2 separate regions of the Homo sapiens genome follow, and region 2 is linked to region 1. Evidence: chromatin contacts called from ENCODE Hi-C or POLR2A ChIA-PET data. All regions are on one chromosome and are shown on one strand. The core of a region is the stretch at or near the end of the contact, and the rest is flanking DNA. Distances in the headings are between cores, read along the strand shown. Region 1 holds the start of SNHG16 (small nucleolar RNA host gene 16). Region 2 has its middle 7.7 kb from the start of LINC02080.

What was found. Hi-C counts contacts between places; a loop is a spot of excess contacts on that map. ChIA-PET counts read pairs that join two places held with the same protein, here RNA polymerase II (POLR2A). Pooled maps may share reads with other maps.
Region 2: a loop to region 1 is called in a pooled map, with 2.7 times the contacts of the local background. The contact joins the enhancer-like site here to the promoter of SNHG16 in region 1. A Hi-C loop is called at or near these places in 1 of 50 pooled maps. POLR2A ChIA-PET finds 5 or more read pairs at or near these places in 3 of 52 experiments (B cell, HEK293 and naive thymus-derived CD4-positive, alpha-beta T cell).

The regions. Positions count from the first base shown.
Region 1 is chr17:76,555,566-76,559,152 of GRCh38, forward strand. SNHG16 (small nucleolar RNA host gene 16) reads left to right here and starts at 2,199. Exons shown (of 3, transcript NR_038111.1): 1 at 2,199-2,292. SNORD1C (small nucleolar RNA, C/D box 1C) reads left to right here and starts at 3,225; the gene lies at 3,225-3,304. RefSeq lists enhancers at 1,230-1,329, 1,819-2,619, 2,020-2,279, 2,620-3,421.
Region 2 is chr17:76,789,532-76,793,118 of GRCh38, forward strand. It overlaps a transcript of MFSD11 not described here. Among named protein-coding and RNA genes, the nearest start is that of LINC02080, 7.7 kb to the right of the region's middle. Within about 2 kb of position 2,045, at least 12 of the 41 ENCODE cell types and tissues checked have a DNase peak (open chromatin) inside an H3K27ac peak, as active enhancers do; they include B cell, where a contact is called at or near this core.

The DNA of each region.
Region 1 (3,587 bases), core at 949-3,448:
GGTGGGCTTATTTACTGCAAACTGTTTTATCAGCAAGGTCTTTATGGCCTGTATCTTGTGCCGACCTCCTGTCTCATCCTGTGACTTAGAATGCCTTAACCGTCCGGGAATGCAGCCCAGTAGGTTTCAGCCTCGTTTCACCCAGCTCCTATTCAAGATGGAGTTTTCTGGTTCCAATGCCTCTGACAGTAGTACTTCATCGCATTGTGAGGATTAAACGAGTTCATACATGTACAGAAACCAGTATAGGGAATGGCACCTGGTAAGTGCTATGAAGTATTAGCTATCATTACTATCTTGTCTACAGTAGGTCACCAGCCCGCTAGCAGCTTTTGGGAAATTCCACACTTAGAATTCCCACTGTAAGTCTCAAATGAAAGGAACTATGTTTGCAGGGATAGAACACATTCTTCCTTTCAGTATTACACAAAATAACGTGTCTTCAAGGGTAAGGTAGAGAAACCTAATGGCCAGAATTACTGCTGAATGAATTAATGATTATTTGCTGAAGACTTACTGTGAGCATAGCAGGTAAATACCAAACCCTGCACTGTTAAGAAATTAAAAAGAAAAAAATAAAAATAAAAAGAGGCTGGGCGTGGTGGCTCACGCCTGTAATCCCAGCACTTTGGGAGGCTGAGACGGGTGGATCACCTGAGGTCAGGAGTTTGAGAACAGCCTAACATGGAGAAACCCCATCTCTACTAAAAATACAAAATTAGCTGGGCGTGGTGGCGCATGCCTGTAATCCCAGCTACTCAGGAGGCTGAGGCAGGAGAATCACTTGAGCTTGGGAGGCGGAGGTTGCCGTGAGCCGAGATCGTGCCATTGCATTCCAGCCTGGGCAACAAGAGCAAAAGTCCATCTCAAAAAAAAAAAAAAAAAAAAATAATAATAATAATAAAAAGAGACTTCTGCTCTTGAAGAGCTTACAATCAAATGAAAGGAGGTAAACATAAGCAAATGTGGTAATTTGAAGATAAGTATCTGCAACATATTACCATCTGCAGGACAATATAACCCACACCGAAGGCCACAGAGATCACTGTTAATGGGTGGATGAGAACAGGGAGACTGGAATGGAGAAAAGGCTCTCGGTCTTGCAAACTTAAACTAGCTTTCAAATAGGTGCAAATTCTGGCCCTGATTGTTGATGTCGTTTTTGCCTTATTTTTATTTCAAAAACGAAGCCAGACCGGGCGCAGTGGCTCACCTTTGTAATCCCAGCACTTTGGGAGGCCAAAACAGGAGGACTGCTTGAGGCCAGGAGTTTGAGACCAACCCGGGCAACATAGTGAGACCTCATCTCTGCAAAATAAAAATAATCAGCTGGGCGTGGTGGCGCTCGCCTGTCGTCCCGGCCACTCAGGAGGCTGAGGCGGGAGGATCACTTGAGCCCGGGAGGTCCAGGCTACAATAAGTTATGATTGCACCACTGCACTCCAGCCTGCGTGCCAGGGTGAAACCTTATCTCAAAAACAAACCAAAAAAACCCAGAAACAAAAAAAAATGAAGCCAAGGTGTTTGCCTGAAAAATAACACTCAGAAGAGCAGTGGGTGTTACATCATTCTCCGTTCTTTTCGTAATTCAGCTCGTGACACTTGCCTTTTTTTCTCTTCTCGGAATGCCCCGGGCCCCTGGGCAGCCGCGGAGGCCGAGCCCCGTCGCTCTCCAGCGCTCCTTGCCGCCCGCGCCTCGGCTTCACCGGCCTCGCCCCAAACTTAAAAACACCTGAGCAGGAGGTTGAACGATTCCCTCGGAATCTCTCCTCTTCACTAACCCAGCGAACCACCCCAAATGCCCCTATCCTCCCCCAAATAAAATCCGCAGAGCAATTAACAAAGATACTCGGCCAAGCCCCGGTTTCCTCATCTGTCCCTGCCCCCTCGAACTTTCTGTGCTTCCCCAGTCTCGACCAGGGACAAACTGTGTTGAAGCTCAATGACTTTCTGGCAGAAGTGAACCTCCAGCTTCGTTTTCTGACAGCCGTGGTTCTTCACAGGCCTGGTTTCCCACTCCGGACCCTCCACTGCCCCTGGTGGCGGCCACCATCTTACCCCCAGCTCCAGGGTCGCGCTGAGGACGCGGCCAGCCCCCAGCCGCCGTAGTTTTGAACTACATTTCCCACCAGCCCTTTCTCAACATCGCGAGAGTTCCGGAGAGATTGCCGAGAAGACTTGCGCGCAGGGGCGGTCTCGCGTTCTTTTCGAGGTCGGCCGCGTGGCTGGAAGACATGGCCACTCCAGTCGGTGTTGAGCACGGCGAGCAGTCTCAGGCCTTTAGTGATGATGGTAAGGCTGCCTGGGTGGGAAAACGGGGTCTTCCTTGACACGACACTAACATACTTGGCTTCCCTTCCTCAGAGACGAAGTGGTGACGATAATCTCGGTTTCTCCCTCATAGGGTGGTTAGGAGGGTTAAAAGTACTGGATGAGAAAATGCTTTCCAAACGTTGAGAAAATGTTACTATGTGAAGGGAGAGAGCTCAAGCCCGTCCTCGGCGTCATAGGGCCGGCTTCTGCGGGGGAGAGCGCCTAACAACCTGGGCAGCCCCGTGCGCCTCCGCCGCGCGTGTGCTGAGCGTCATGCCCAGGGGTCTTCGGTGCCCGCGCACGGGCAGACTCTGACGATGGTGGTTCTTAATTCAGCATCAGGAGTGTTAACGTGTGAAGACGTGATTCCGCTTGGAGTGTCTTGAGGACGGCCCCAATCGGTAGTTCATATTTAGCTTTACAGATAGGAGTCAATAGGATTGTAAACTTCTGGAAAGCCGTAGTTTTAACAACGAGCCTTTTTTCCTCCCCCAGAGGCCTTTCTTTGTTTGGCATCTGCAGAGACGGTGAAAAGCAGAGCTCCAGGTTGAAGGATCAGAGTAATAGATGGAGCCCTTAACATGAGTAAGAGTGGGTGCAGGCAGGGCCTGAGTGGTCACTAGAAATGAGAAAGCACAGTTGGTGCCATCACATACATTCACCTCCTGCTTTATTCTGAAGTTCAAGTATGAGAATACGTGTTGACATACAAGCCAGCTATGGTAAGAAATTACTCAAAATTCAGAATGCTAATTATTTTAATGATAAAAATGAGTAGCGTCTTTGCCCGTGTGATTTGGGGCCACTAGGTGTCATTGTAACCAGCGTGGATCCTCGTTAGGGCATGCAGGGATGAAAGAGACATGGCAAATGAATTTTGGATCGCTAGGATTTAGGAATCTTTGTTATTGGCTGAGCTGAGGATGATTTAAAGTTATCCCTGTCTGAAATGGTATCTTTTGTGAGGAGGTCTGACTTGCTGAGGCTCAGCTGTTTAATACAAATCTGGAGAATAAACCTTAAGGTGGTTTCTGTTAGAATGAAGCCTGTTATCCTTCTCTTTTAGATTAAAGGTGGTGGCTGTGGCCTTGAAAACAGTCATGTGAAAACTCATCACCTTAAGGTGTTAAGTGTAAGGATCTTCATGATGAAATTTCTGTAAATGGTGAGATTTTTAGTACTTTCATAGACTTGAATATGCTTATGGTCCTCTTTAAGTATTGGTTTGTTAGTTTTGGGGATGTGTTGGTCTTCCAGGGTTACGATTGCCCAGA
Region 2 (3,587 bases), core at 795-3,294, 230 kb after region 1:
GGAAGCTGCTGATCACTAGCTCCAGGTATTTTCTATCTACTGGGAGACTGCAGGTCCCTGGAACCAGCTGCAACCAATTATCATTTTAGCGACACAGTTTAACAACTGCCTGACCATCACCTGATGGTTGCCTGACGACCTGATAGGGGCCCTCTCCTGCCCTGCTCAGTTCTGCCTAACTGCCTACTCTAACATACTGATTTATGTCTTGGCCTGCAACTTCTGTCTCCCTAAATGTGTAAAACCAAGCTGTAACTGACCACACTTTCTCAGGACCTCTTGGGATTGTTCTCCCAGCCATGGTCACTCATATTGGCTCAGAATAAACCTCTTTAAATATCTTGCAGAGTTTGGTTTTGTTCATCAACATGGTTGTGAATATGGATTGTGTTTATTGGTTAAGAGATAATTAACTTTGAAAAGTTAATGTCTCATTAAAATAAAACATAATTACTTTGGCTTGTTTGTTTGGGTTATTTTGGTTGGGTTTCCAGCATGTAAAATAATTAGACAACTCTTTTCTCTACAACTCACATTTCTTTTCTTTTTTTTTTTTTTCTTTTTTTTTGAGACAGAGTCTCACTCTGTTGCCCAGGCTAGAGTGCAGTGGCGTGATCTTGGCTCACTGCAACCTCTGCCTCCTGGGTTCAAGTGATCCTCCTGGCTCAGCCTCTTGACGCATGAGCCACCACGCCCAGCTAATTTTTGTATTTTTAGTAGAGACAGGGTTTCACCATGTTGGCCAGTCTGGTCTCAAATTCCTGACCTCAGGCATGAGCCACCATGCTCGGCCTCGGCCTCATATTTCTTTCTTTCTTTTTTTTTTTTGAGACACCATCTCACTCTGTTGCCCAGGCTGGAGGGCAGTGGCGTGATCACAACTTACTGCAACCTCTGCCTCCTGGGTTCAAGCAATTCTCGTGCCTCAGCCTCCCGAGTAGCTGGAATTACAGGTGCGCGCCACCATACCCACCACAGGTTTTGCCGTGTTGGCCAGGCTGGTCTTGAACTCCTGGGCTCAAGCAATCCACCTGCTTCAGCTTCCCAAAGTGCTGGGATTACAGGCGTGAGCCACCGTGCCCGGCCTAAAACTCATATTTCTTGATAAATATTGGAAACATATTCCCTAGAAATAGTCTAACTCGGCCGGGCGTGGTGGCTCACGCCTATAATCCTAGCACTTTGGGATCACGAGGTCAAGAGGTCGAAACCATCCTGGCCAAAATGGTGAAACCCCATCTCTACTAAAAATACAAAAATTAGCCGGGCGTGGTGGCACACACCTTGTAGTCCCAGCTCCTCGGGAGGCTGAGGCAGTAGAATTCCTTGAACCTAGGAGGTGGAGGTTGCAGTGAGCCAAGATCACACCACTGCACTCCAGCCTGGGCGACAGAGCCAGACTCCATCTCAAAAAAAAAAAAAAGAAATATTCTAACTTGACATTTTGTGTGTTTTGTGTGTTTTTTGGTCCTTGATCAACAATATACTAAATCTTAATACTAGGATGTATATTTGTGTGAAGGTAGAAGGTCAAACTTGACCTTCTTTTTAACTTTGTGTGCAAATAGTGTGAATGTGCCCTGGACACCTCCCTGCAGCATTGGGCTATGATTTACTGGTTTTCTGAGCTGCTATTAAATCTGGAAGTTTTGATGTTCTTATCAAGAGTAGTTCTGCCCTATTTCTGTGTGATAATTTAGAGAACAAGCAGATTGCAGCTTTAGAGAAGTCTAGTCCAGAGGAGGCTCCTTTGAGCATTTATTTTTGACTTCGTTTCAATTCACAGGTCCTCTTTCTTTTACTTCCTGAAAATGTTGTCAGATATTTCCAATTCTTCAGTCTTTTTTGTTTACATTCTAAGCCTGTTTAACTTTTTTTTTTAAATTGGTTTAGTTTTCTCAGTTTTATATCTTAGAAAGGGATCTTTTGGGATAATTGTCACTGAACCGAAAGCAATTTGATGACTCATATTGTAGACACTGTGAGAACATGTTGAGGAAAAAACAGATGTTTTCTTCTCTACTTCTTTGTGGTTGGCGCGCTGGGGAGGTAGCCTGCTGAATCCATGTGCCGTGGGGGAGCCGCACGGGGTGTCTGGGCTGGCTCTCCTCCCACAGGTGGCTGCCCCCCAAGCTGTACCCTATTCTGCAGGAAATGATTTGTTTGGCAGCCAGAGCTTGCTTTCCACTAAAGAACATTGCCTTGGCTCTGGCAAACCCTTTGACTTAGGAACCATTTTGGCCTGTCCCATTATTTTGCAGAATGAAGCGCTTTGGGTTTGCTATACAGCTGGTTTTGGTTTTTTGCTTGTTTTTTTTTTTTCTTTTTTCTTTGTGTTCCCCCCCGCCCCGAGAGATCAACTCTTTCATTTTATCCCTTTCTGGATCAGAAACCATTGAAACCAGTGAAAGAAGAATAGCCCAGTGCAGGGCACTCACGTCTATTCAACACTGAATCCTTAATATGCTAGATGAGCCCAGCACATTTCATACAGTGCCATGGTGCCCTCCACGGCCTGACCTTCCAAAGCGAATTTTCTCTGCTAGAGACATCACTAATATATATTGAGTGCTTACCTACATACCAGGCACCCTTTTTTTTTTTTGAGACAGAGTCTCACTATATTGCCCAGGCAGGAGTGCAGTGGCACTATCTTGGCTCACTGCAACCTCTGCCTCTAGGGTTCAAGCAATTCTCCTGCCTCAGCCTCTTGAGTAGCTGGGATTACAGGTCTGCATCACCACATCCAGCTAATTTTTGTATTTTTAGTAGAGAGGGGGTTTCACTATGTTGTCCAGGCTGGTCTCGAGCTCCTGACTTCAAGTGATCCACCCATCTCAGCCTCCCAAAGTGTTAGGATTACAGGCATGAGCCACTGCACCCGGTGTAGGCGTTCTTTTATTTTTCTTTTCTTTCTTTTTTTTTTTTCCGGGCTCTCTTTAAAGCATGTTACAAGTAATTATCAACTAGAAACCATTATCCCCATTTTATAGATGAGAAAACCAAGGCACAGAGAGATCAAGTAACATATCCAAGATGGCAGAGCAGGTAAGTGCAGATAAGGACCCGCCTAAATTTGTCCATGTCCTGATTGCTGGAACCTGTGAATATGTTAGTTCCATGGTAACGGGGAATTGAGGTTGCAGGTGCAATTAAGGCTGCTAATCAGCTCACCTTGAGATGGGGAGATTATCTGGAATTAGCTGAATGGGCCCAATATAATGTCAGGTCCTTAAAGTGGAAGATTATCAGGGAACCTGCCCCCAATAGTCATGTAGGTTCTTTTCTATTTTCCCTAAGCATCCGCCGGGTTGAGAAATAAAGGGACAGAGTACAAAAGAGAGAAATTTTAAAGCTGGGCATCTGGGGGAGACATCACATGTCGGTAGGTTCCTTGATGTCCCACAAGCTGCAAAACCAGCAAGTTTTTATTAGTGATTTTCAAAGGGGAGGGAGTGTATGAATAGGGTGTGGGTCAAAGAGATCACATGCTTCACAAGGTAATAGAATATCACAAGGCAAATGGAGGCAGGGCGAGATCACAGGATGGGCGAAATTAAAATTGCTAATGAAGTTTCGGGCACGCA